Linked DNA regions of Homo sapiens: region 1 is linked to region 2. The links are chromatin contacts, found by Hi-C or POLR2A ChIA-PET in ENCODE. All regions are on one chromosome and are shown on one strand. Each heading gives the region's core, a stretch centred on a gene start or an enhancer-like site at or near the end of the contact. The rest is flanking DNA. Distances are from core to core; before and after follow the strand shown.

Evidence for each region. Hi-C counts contacts between places; a loop is a spot of excess contacts on that map. ChIA-PET counts read pairs that join two places held with the same protein, here RNA polymerase II (POLR2A). Pooled maps may share reads with other maps.
Region 1: a loop to region 2 is called in a map with no recorded cell type, with 10 times the contacts of the local background. The contact joins two enhancer-like sites. A Hi-C loop is called at or near these places in 1 of 37 single-sample maps with no recorded cell type and 7 of 50 pooled maps. POLR2A ChIA-PET finds 5 or more read pairs at or near these places in 1 of 52 experiments (H1).

The regions. Positions count from the first base shown.
Region 1 is chr10:14,615,521-14,619,543 of GRCh38, forward strand. All of the region lies in intron 2 of FAM107B (family with sequence similarity 107 member B), which reads right to left. Among named protein-coding and RNA genes, the nearest start is that of FAM107B, 160 kb to the right of the region's middle. Within about 2 kb of position 1,876, at least 4 of the 41 ENCODE cell types and tissues checked have a DNase peak (open chromatin) inside an H3K27ac peak, as active enhancers do.
Region 2 is chr10:14,014,687-14,018,739 of GRCh38, forward strand. All of the region lies in intron 2 of FRMD4A (FERM domain containing 4A), which reads right to left. Among named protein-coding and RNA genes, the nearest start is that of FRMD4A-AS2, 25 kb to the left of the region's middle. Within about 2 kb of position 1,450, at least 3 of the 41 ENCODE cell types and tissues checked have a DNase peak (open chromatin) inside an H3K27ac peak, as active enhancers do.

The DNA of each region.
Region 1 (4,023 bases), core at 626-3,125, 600 kb after region 2:
ATGATGTTCCCTCTGGCAGAAATGCTCTTCCTCCCCTCTGTTAGCAGATCCAAGTTTTGCCCATGCATTAAGTTTCTGTTCAAATCTTAGGTCTGCCACAAGGCCTTCCTTAACTTTTATAACCTAGACCAAGTGCTTATTTAATTTTTTAATAGCACTGAGCATTTATAAATTACTTATTAAGTATCTCTGTGTGGAAAGGAGTGAGCTAGATTTGGGAACAGAGTAAGTTAAATAAAAAGCACCATTCCATACTCGAGAAGCTAACAAACTTCTTATTTGTCCTAAGCAATAATTTTTTGTATGTGTTCCCTAATTACCTTGTCAACTTTGAAGGCAGGCAGGAATCAATGTTTTAATCTTTTTTAGTGCCTAGCACAATAAGTACTTCATAATCAGAGCTAGATAGATATTTATCAAATTAAATTAAAAATAAATATGACGGAATTACTTAGGCATACTTCCCAATTGTATAAAAGAATCACAAAAACTTCCCTTAATAGTTTATTCCTTCAAACATTTTGTAACAATTATTTTAAAACTTTCTAAAAGAGGTTGGATATGTCCCTGCTATGTTAAATAAAGAGCCTTAAGGACAGTGGCTTTTTAAAAAAATAATAATAATATTGACCTGCTTGTGGATGACTGAACTGAGTATCTTTATTGAAAATTTTGATAAAGCTGAACTAAGGGCATGTTGCATGTTTGTTGGAATGACTCTTCTTAAGACTCAGTTTTATATACAGGAAAAAATCTGATTAGCAGTTCTATGGAGCTACTGGAAACTCGAGCTTCAAAAACACCACAGAAATGAAAAGACAAGGGGCATTGTTTTTACTGAGATTTCCATAATTCTCACTCCTCTTCTGATGACATAAAGTAAGCCCAGGGGACTATTAATGAGGTTGAAAATGAATATGCCTGAGCTGTAATCACACCAAGAAATGGATAAAAGGTATTGTTCCATTGCCTAGGTCAGCCTGGTATAAAAAAATGGAAAGACCCAGTGGGTATATTATTGGCAATTTTGTGGCAGACTTTCTTCTAGGCATATTGGAGAACACAAAACTTTACAGAGTAAGAACAGCAATAATGAAAGGCACACTCGAGAGAGTAAGGAGGCTGGACTCAGTGGCTTATGCCTGTAATCCCAGCCCTGTGGGAGGCCAAGGCAAGCAGATCGCTTGAGCCCAGGAGTTGGAGACCAGCCTGGGCAACATGGGGAAACCCTGCCTCTGCACAAAAAATACAAAAATTAGCTGGGTGTGATGGCACATATCTGTGGACCCAGCTACTTCAGAGGCTGAGGTGGGAGGATGCCCTGGGAGGTCAAGGCTGCAGTGAGCCATGATTGTGCCGCTGTACTCCAGCCTGGGTGACACAGGGAGACCCTGTCTCAAAAAGATAAAAATAAAATAAAAGAGAGAGAGAGAGAGTAAGGAAAGTAAAAATAAAAATAAGGCAGGCAGGTGGGTGAATAAGAGAAGGATAAGGAAGAGAAGAAAAAGGAGAGGAGCAATAGGAGAAAAGAGAGAAGAAAGAGAACCGAGAGGAAGAGCTAATTACAGACAAGAATGCAGCAGGAGTGAAGAAAAGGAAATAAAGAGGCTGGAAAGGAAAAGGAAATTAACTGACTCGGGATATTTTCAGTTTTTTTTGAAGATCATGCCCCGGTTTTCACTGTGAATGAAAGACTCAGGAAACAAGCCTTTCCTGTTGAGACCTGTGTGTAATTCCTGCTCTGCACCTTGCTAGCAATTGTTGCATATCAAGATAAAAGCATCTGCAAAGAGAAGGGGCTTGCACTTGAAGGTGGAGCAGGGGGGCCTTACTGGTTTTAATCCCTGGAGAGGATACATGTCTCTCAAACTTGCAACAGGAAGTGAGGGAGAGCCTGGGTCTTGCTCACAAGGAGTCAAGCCACTCAGGAGACACTGTCTTTTCAAAAATGGTCTAAACTGAATATGATTTAACATAAAATTGTACATTCTGGCATCTGAAGCTTAAGATATCCTAATTTCACAATTGATGGCTGCTTAGAAGTGATGAAACACGTAAGTGGCTATCTGTGTTTGAGCAGAGACAAAAGTAAAACTGTGTGCTCAGAGCTTCAACACATGTAAAGCAAGAGCAAGCTGTCCTGGTAGGGAAGAAAGGACACTGCTGCATCTAGGAAGGTGCTGTCCGGTCAGGAGTAAAGAATAAACAACTAGAGACAGTTTCAGGTAGACGCCAAAAAAAAAAAAAAAAAAAGGCCTGAGACAGGCCCATGACCCAGAGTTTGGTGCCTAATTACCATGGTGGCGCATGCCTGTTTTCCCAGCTACTTGGGAGGCTGAGACAGGCGAATTGCTTGAAGCTGGGAGGTGGGGTTTACAGGCGTGAAGCACCAAACCCAGCTTCTTGAAGTGAAATTTATATACAGTAAGATTTACTCTTTTTAGTCTACAGATCTATTAATTTTGACTCATGTAATACAGTTGTGTAACCACCTCCACAATTATCATAGGGAATATTTCACCACCTAAAAAAGTTGACTCATGTCCCCTTGTGGTGAGTTCCCTCCTCCCCACCCACAGTCTCTGCAATTTTTGCTCCATAGTTCTCCCTTTTCCAGAATGCAACATGAAGGGTATTATACAGTTCAGTCTCCTTCAGGGCTGCTTTCACTTCACAAGACGCTTTTGAGATTTCTCTATGTTCTTGGGTGTATCAGTAATTCGTTCTTTTTATTTCCAAGTGGTATTCCATTGTATTGTTTATCTCAGTTTATCCATTTACAGTTGATGAACTTGGCTTGTTTGCAGTTTGGGGTGACTATGAATAAAGCCGTTATAAACATCTCACACAGGTCTGTGTGAGAACATATGTCATATGTTTTCATTTCTCTTGGGTAAAAACCTAGGAGTGGGACTGTCGGGTTGTATGGTATTATGGGTTGGATTCTGTCCCTTGCCCCCACGCCCCCCAAAAAGATGTTGAGGCCTAATCTCCAGTCTTCGAATGTGACCTTATTTGGAAATAAGTCATTACGGGCCGGGCTTGGTGGCTCATGCCTGTAATCCCAGCACTTTGGGAGGCCAAGGCAGGTGGATCACTTGAGGTCAGCAGTTCAAGACCAGCCTGGCCAACATAGCGAAATCCCGTGTCTACTAAAAATACAAACATTAGCCAGGCATGGTGGTGTGAACCTGTTATCCCAGCTACACAGGAAGTTGAGGCAGGAGAGTCGCTTGAACCCGGGAGACAGAGGTTGCAGTGAGCCGAGATGATGCCATTGGGTACCAGCCTGGGCGACAGAGTGAGACTGCTTAAAAAAAAAATAGTCACTGCAGATGATGTAATTAAGATGAGGTCATATTGGAGTACGGTGGCCCTTAATCTGACTGGTAAGTATCCTCATAAGAGGAGACGAGACACAGAAACAGACACGCAGGAAGAAGATGGTCTTGTGACAACAGGGGCAGAGATTGGAGTGATGTATCAATAAGCTAAAGGGTGCCAAGGATTGCCAGCAAGTACCAGAGGTTAGAAGACATGAGGAAGGAAACTCTCCTATAACCTTCAGAGGGAGCTTCAGAGGGATTTAGAGGGAGCACCGCCTGTAGATCCCTTCATCCAACACTTGTAGCCACCAGAAGTGCGAGAAATAAATTGCTGTTGTTTTAAGCCACTCACTTTGCGATACTTTGTTACAGCAACCCTAGGAAAATAAGGCAGTACGGTCAGTCGGTGTACATTTCACTTAATGGGCACTTTTTCCCAAAGTGCCCATATTGACGTTCCCACCAGCAATGCATGAGAGTCCTGGTTGTTCTATGATCCATCAGCAGTCGACACTAGCAGTGTTTTTCATTTTAGCCATTCTAATAGGTGAAGAGTGGTTTTAATTTTTATTTTTCTAATGGCTTATTATGTTGAGCACCTTTTCATGTGCTATTTGTCATCCATATATCTTCCTTAGCGAAGCTTCTGTTCCAGTCTTTTATCCAGTTTTTATTGGTTGTGTGTATTTTCTTAATA
Region 2 (4,053 bases), core at 200-2,699:
CTCCTATCACCAGACCTCACATGCCCAGGGGCTGCGAGATTATCTCCAGCTCACCAGTGTGGGAAAGCTTTCTCTTGGTTTTACCTACGGTTTGCTCTGACACAGTGCGCTGTTTGCAGTATCTGTCTTTGGACAGACTTTTCCTCCTCCTGTGCCATTTGGAAGACTCTAGGCAGAATTGTAGCTAGCTAGGGTGGGCAGATACATTTTTCCCTCCCTCCCTCCCTTCCTTCCTTTCCTTACTTCTTCCTTTCTTCTTCCTTCTTTCCTTCCTTCCTTCCCTCCCTCCCTTCCTTTCATCCTTTCTTATCTCCTTCCTTCCTCCCTCCCTCCCTTCCTTCCTTCCTCCCTCCCTTCCTTTCTTCCTTCCTTTTCTTCTGTCCTTCCTTCTCTCTCTCTCTTTCCCTCCCTCCCACCCTTCCTTTCATCCTTTCTTCTCTTCCCTTTCTCCTTCCTTCCTTCCTTTCTTCTTTCCTTCCTTTTCTTCTGTCCCTCCCTCCCTCCCACCCTTCCTTTAATCTTTTCTTCCCTTCCCTTTCTCCTTCCTTCCCTCCCTCCCTCCCTCCCTTCCTTCCTTTCCTTCCTTTCTTCCTTCCTTCCCTCCCTCCCTTCCTTTCATCCTTTCTTCCCTTCCTCTTCTCTCCTTGCTTCCTCTCTTTCTTCCCTTCCCTTTTCTCCTTCCTTCCTTCCTTTTTCTCTTCCCCTCCCCTCGCCTCCCCTCCTTCCCCTTCCCTTCCTTGACTCTCTCTTCCTTCCCTTGCCTTGCTGGACTGCAGTCTAGGCTTCATTTAATACTTGTCCTCCATGAGCAGACAGGCAAATGAGATAAAGGATGTTTAGACTGAATTGTGCAGTTTGACTCCTGCTTATCCTTGCTGTGGGAGAGGGTGTGGTGTTCTAGGATAAGTGGTCAACTCCTCGCTTCTGCCATGACACTGCCCATGCTCTTCTTGTATTCTGTACCAAGCTCCATGATACTGGCTTCATCCTTGTCTAAATGAATTGTATTATTTTCATTTATTGCTTATGTTACATCATTCATTCAACCATTATTTTATTGAGTGTCTAATAAAATAAGGCAATTCTCTTATACGGCATATTCTATTACAGGCACTATTCTAAAGTTTTAAAATATATAATTTAGTTAGTTCTCATGACACTTTATCAAATAGGTACTCTTATTTTCCCTGGATGAAGACAAAAGGACTGAGGTACAGAGACTGAAGTAACTCACTCAGGGTCACAATGAGAGGCTCCAGTGTCCATTGACCGCCTCCCTCTTCTGTGTCACTACAACGGATCAAGTGCTGAGCCAAGAACTGGGGATGCAAGATAACTTTTGCTTATTGGAAGAGTTTTCTTTTGTTCCTCAAACTCAGCTCCTCTCTGTGATGAGGCGTCTGTGGTGAAGTGAAAGACTGCTGGCCTTAGCCCTGAGTCTGCATGTGAAAATGTCATCACAAGGGGAAGTAGACCTGGCCCTCTTCCAGGGCAGGGAGGAAAACGCAGCCTGTGCTGCATGGGAACTTCACGTGCTAATTGGACATCCCAGAATCTCACTAAATCTTTATCATAGCAAGCATCAATCACTCAATCTTCATCATAGCGAGCATCAGTCATAGAGAATGTCAAGTCTGCTGAACACCTACCCAACAGGATGAAACAATGTTTGTGAAAGTTCTTTGTAAACAAGACGTGTGCACCTTCCCTTTTCTTCCAGTCTCAATTCTGCACACGGTTTTCCTGTTGTCTCATTTGCCACAACAGCCTCCTGCACTTCACCGTCTAGCCATCTGCCTCTTCCTGTCTGTTCTGCTATAAGGTCCACGTTTCATCTGCCTGAATTCCTTAAAGGCCATCCGGCTTAGCCACCTATTTTGAGTGGTAAACAGACTTCTTCTTGAACCTTTGAGAGCTCCCTGTTTAGTAGATTTCATTTGAGTAACTATGAGTACAGAATTAATTCACCCAGGTTAAGACCCCCTATCCCCATCAAATGAAAATCACACATGACAAAGGAAGCTAGACCTTATCCTCTTGCAGGGCAGGGAGGAAAATGCACCATCTGCTGCATGGAAACCTCATGTGAAAATCAGGTGTCCCAGGATCTCACTCGATCTTTCTGGCAAGGATCTAGCCATAGAGAATGTCAAATATGAATGACCCATGTGGAAGATTTGTCGGTATCTGTGTCAGAAGGCCTTGCCTTATGGACATCAAGGACAAGGCCCATCAGCATCCTTGCAGGCTGTTCAGCTCGTCATCCACAGACAGAGATCTTGCTCACAAGCTGCAGATGGATTTTATGCCTCCACACGAAGGTCCTTCACATCTGGTCTTGATATGATTTGTCCCCAAAAGAACTCCACTTGCCCTTCCCAGCATGAGGCCAAATCAGGTCATCAGTGGCTATAGCCTGGCTAAAGGCTATTCTACATGGTAGTAATGGCTTATTGTGTGTGCTATTAGGAGTGATGTCATGCCCAGGGTTTGAGGAATAACGCTCCTGCAAGATGGCCATGTGATTAAACGGGTAATAAGCTGACCTCTGTGAAGCTGGCTGTGTAGATTGGCTTTCAAGATCATTTTGCAAAGCCCGTTTTCATGTGCTGTCAGTCGTGGATGGATTTTGATAACTAGCATTGATTTGCCATGTTTATGAAGTGCAGTTTCACAGGGTAAACTGTGTAATTGCACCTGGAATGGCAATATAAATAACGTCCTTATCTATGGTATTGACTGCCCAGGATTCGCTGAATATATATAGCATACCTCCAAACAGAGCCAATAGCTGTTGACTCAATTTTTACTAGGCTTAGCTCTCAAATTTCAGGTGTCTTAATAAGGATTGGGTGGCGAATGATCAACTTTTACATCTGTTTCTAATTTCCATGCTTCCTTTTCCAGGAGGAGAAATTTAACAAGCAATTTTCTTCAACAGGGGAATAGTTCATCTTGGTTCAAGTAATCCCTCTGGTGCTGCAAAGGACAATGGCTTTCTTTAGGGCCATCAGATTCCTTTCGCTCCTGTGCCCAGGGACATATCACTCCCAGGGTCAACTGTCCATTTGCTCATGGACATCTGGGATGAGTCACGTGGTATATTTTCCCAAAGTGAGGAAGGAAGAAAAGAAAGCATCTTGAATCTGTTAGAAAGACAGTCTCTTTGAAGCCTCATGTCATGGGAATATGGTTTATGTTGAATGTGTTCTAGAGTATACCCAACATCCTGTAAATCAAAACACCAAAGTGCAAGCTGTGACCAGAATGGGTAAAACACCTCCAGTGGACAAATCCTTAGAGGTAGATGAGGATGAGTAGGGGATTCTAACTGCTCTTGCTTGCTGGGGGTACTCCATTCTAAGAATTTTAAACCTCTATGGCACGAATGCAGTTAATAGACTGTTGACATGAAAATTACATGAGATAGCACAGTTCTGTCTGTGAGAACAAGGGTGGTAAGAAATGACATTAAGGCAGCTGGGTGCAGTGGCTCACATCTGTAATCCCAGCACTTTGGAAGGCCGAGGCAGGCAGATCAGAAGGTCAGAAGATCATAGACCATCCTGGCTAACATGGTGAAACCCCGTCTCTACTAAAAATACAAAAAAAAAAAAAAATTAGCCGGGCATGGTGGCAGGCGTCTGTAGTCCCAGCTACTCAGGAGGCTGAGGCAGGAGAATGGTGTGAACCCGGGAGGCAGAGGTTGCAGTGAGCCGAGGTCGTGCCACTGCACTCCAGCCTGGGCGACAATGCAAGACTCCATCTCAAAAAAAAAAAAAAAAAAAAAAAAATGACATTAAGGCAAGATTCTGACTTGCATACTATAGAACAATATATTTTAGATCTCATTCCATGAGCAAGGGGGAGCCATTTTAAGTTACTTTTAGGGAGGAAGTGACACCATCCAATCTGAGTTTTGGGGACTTGATTGATAAAAGATGAATGGTAGAATGAAGAACCAAGGTATATTGGAGGCCAAGAGAGCAGGTACAAGATTATTGCAATTGTCCAAATGAGAAATGATTAAGTGCAGAACTAGGACATTGTTCT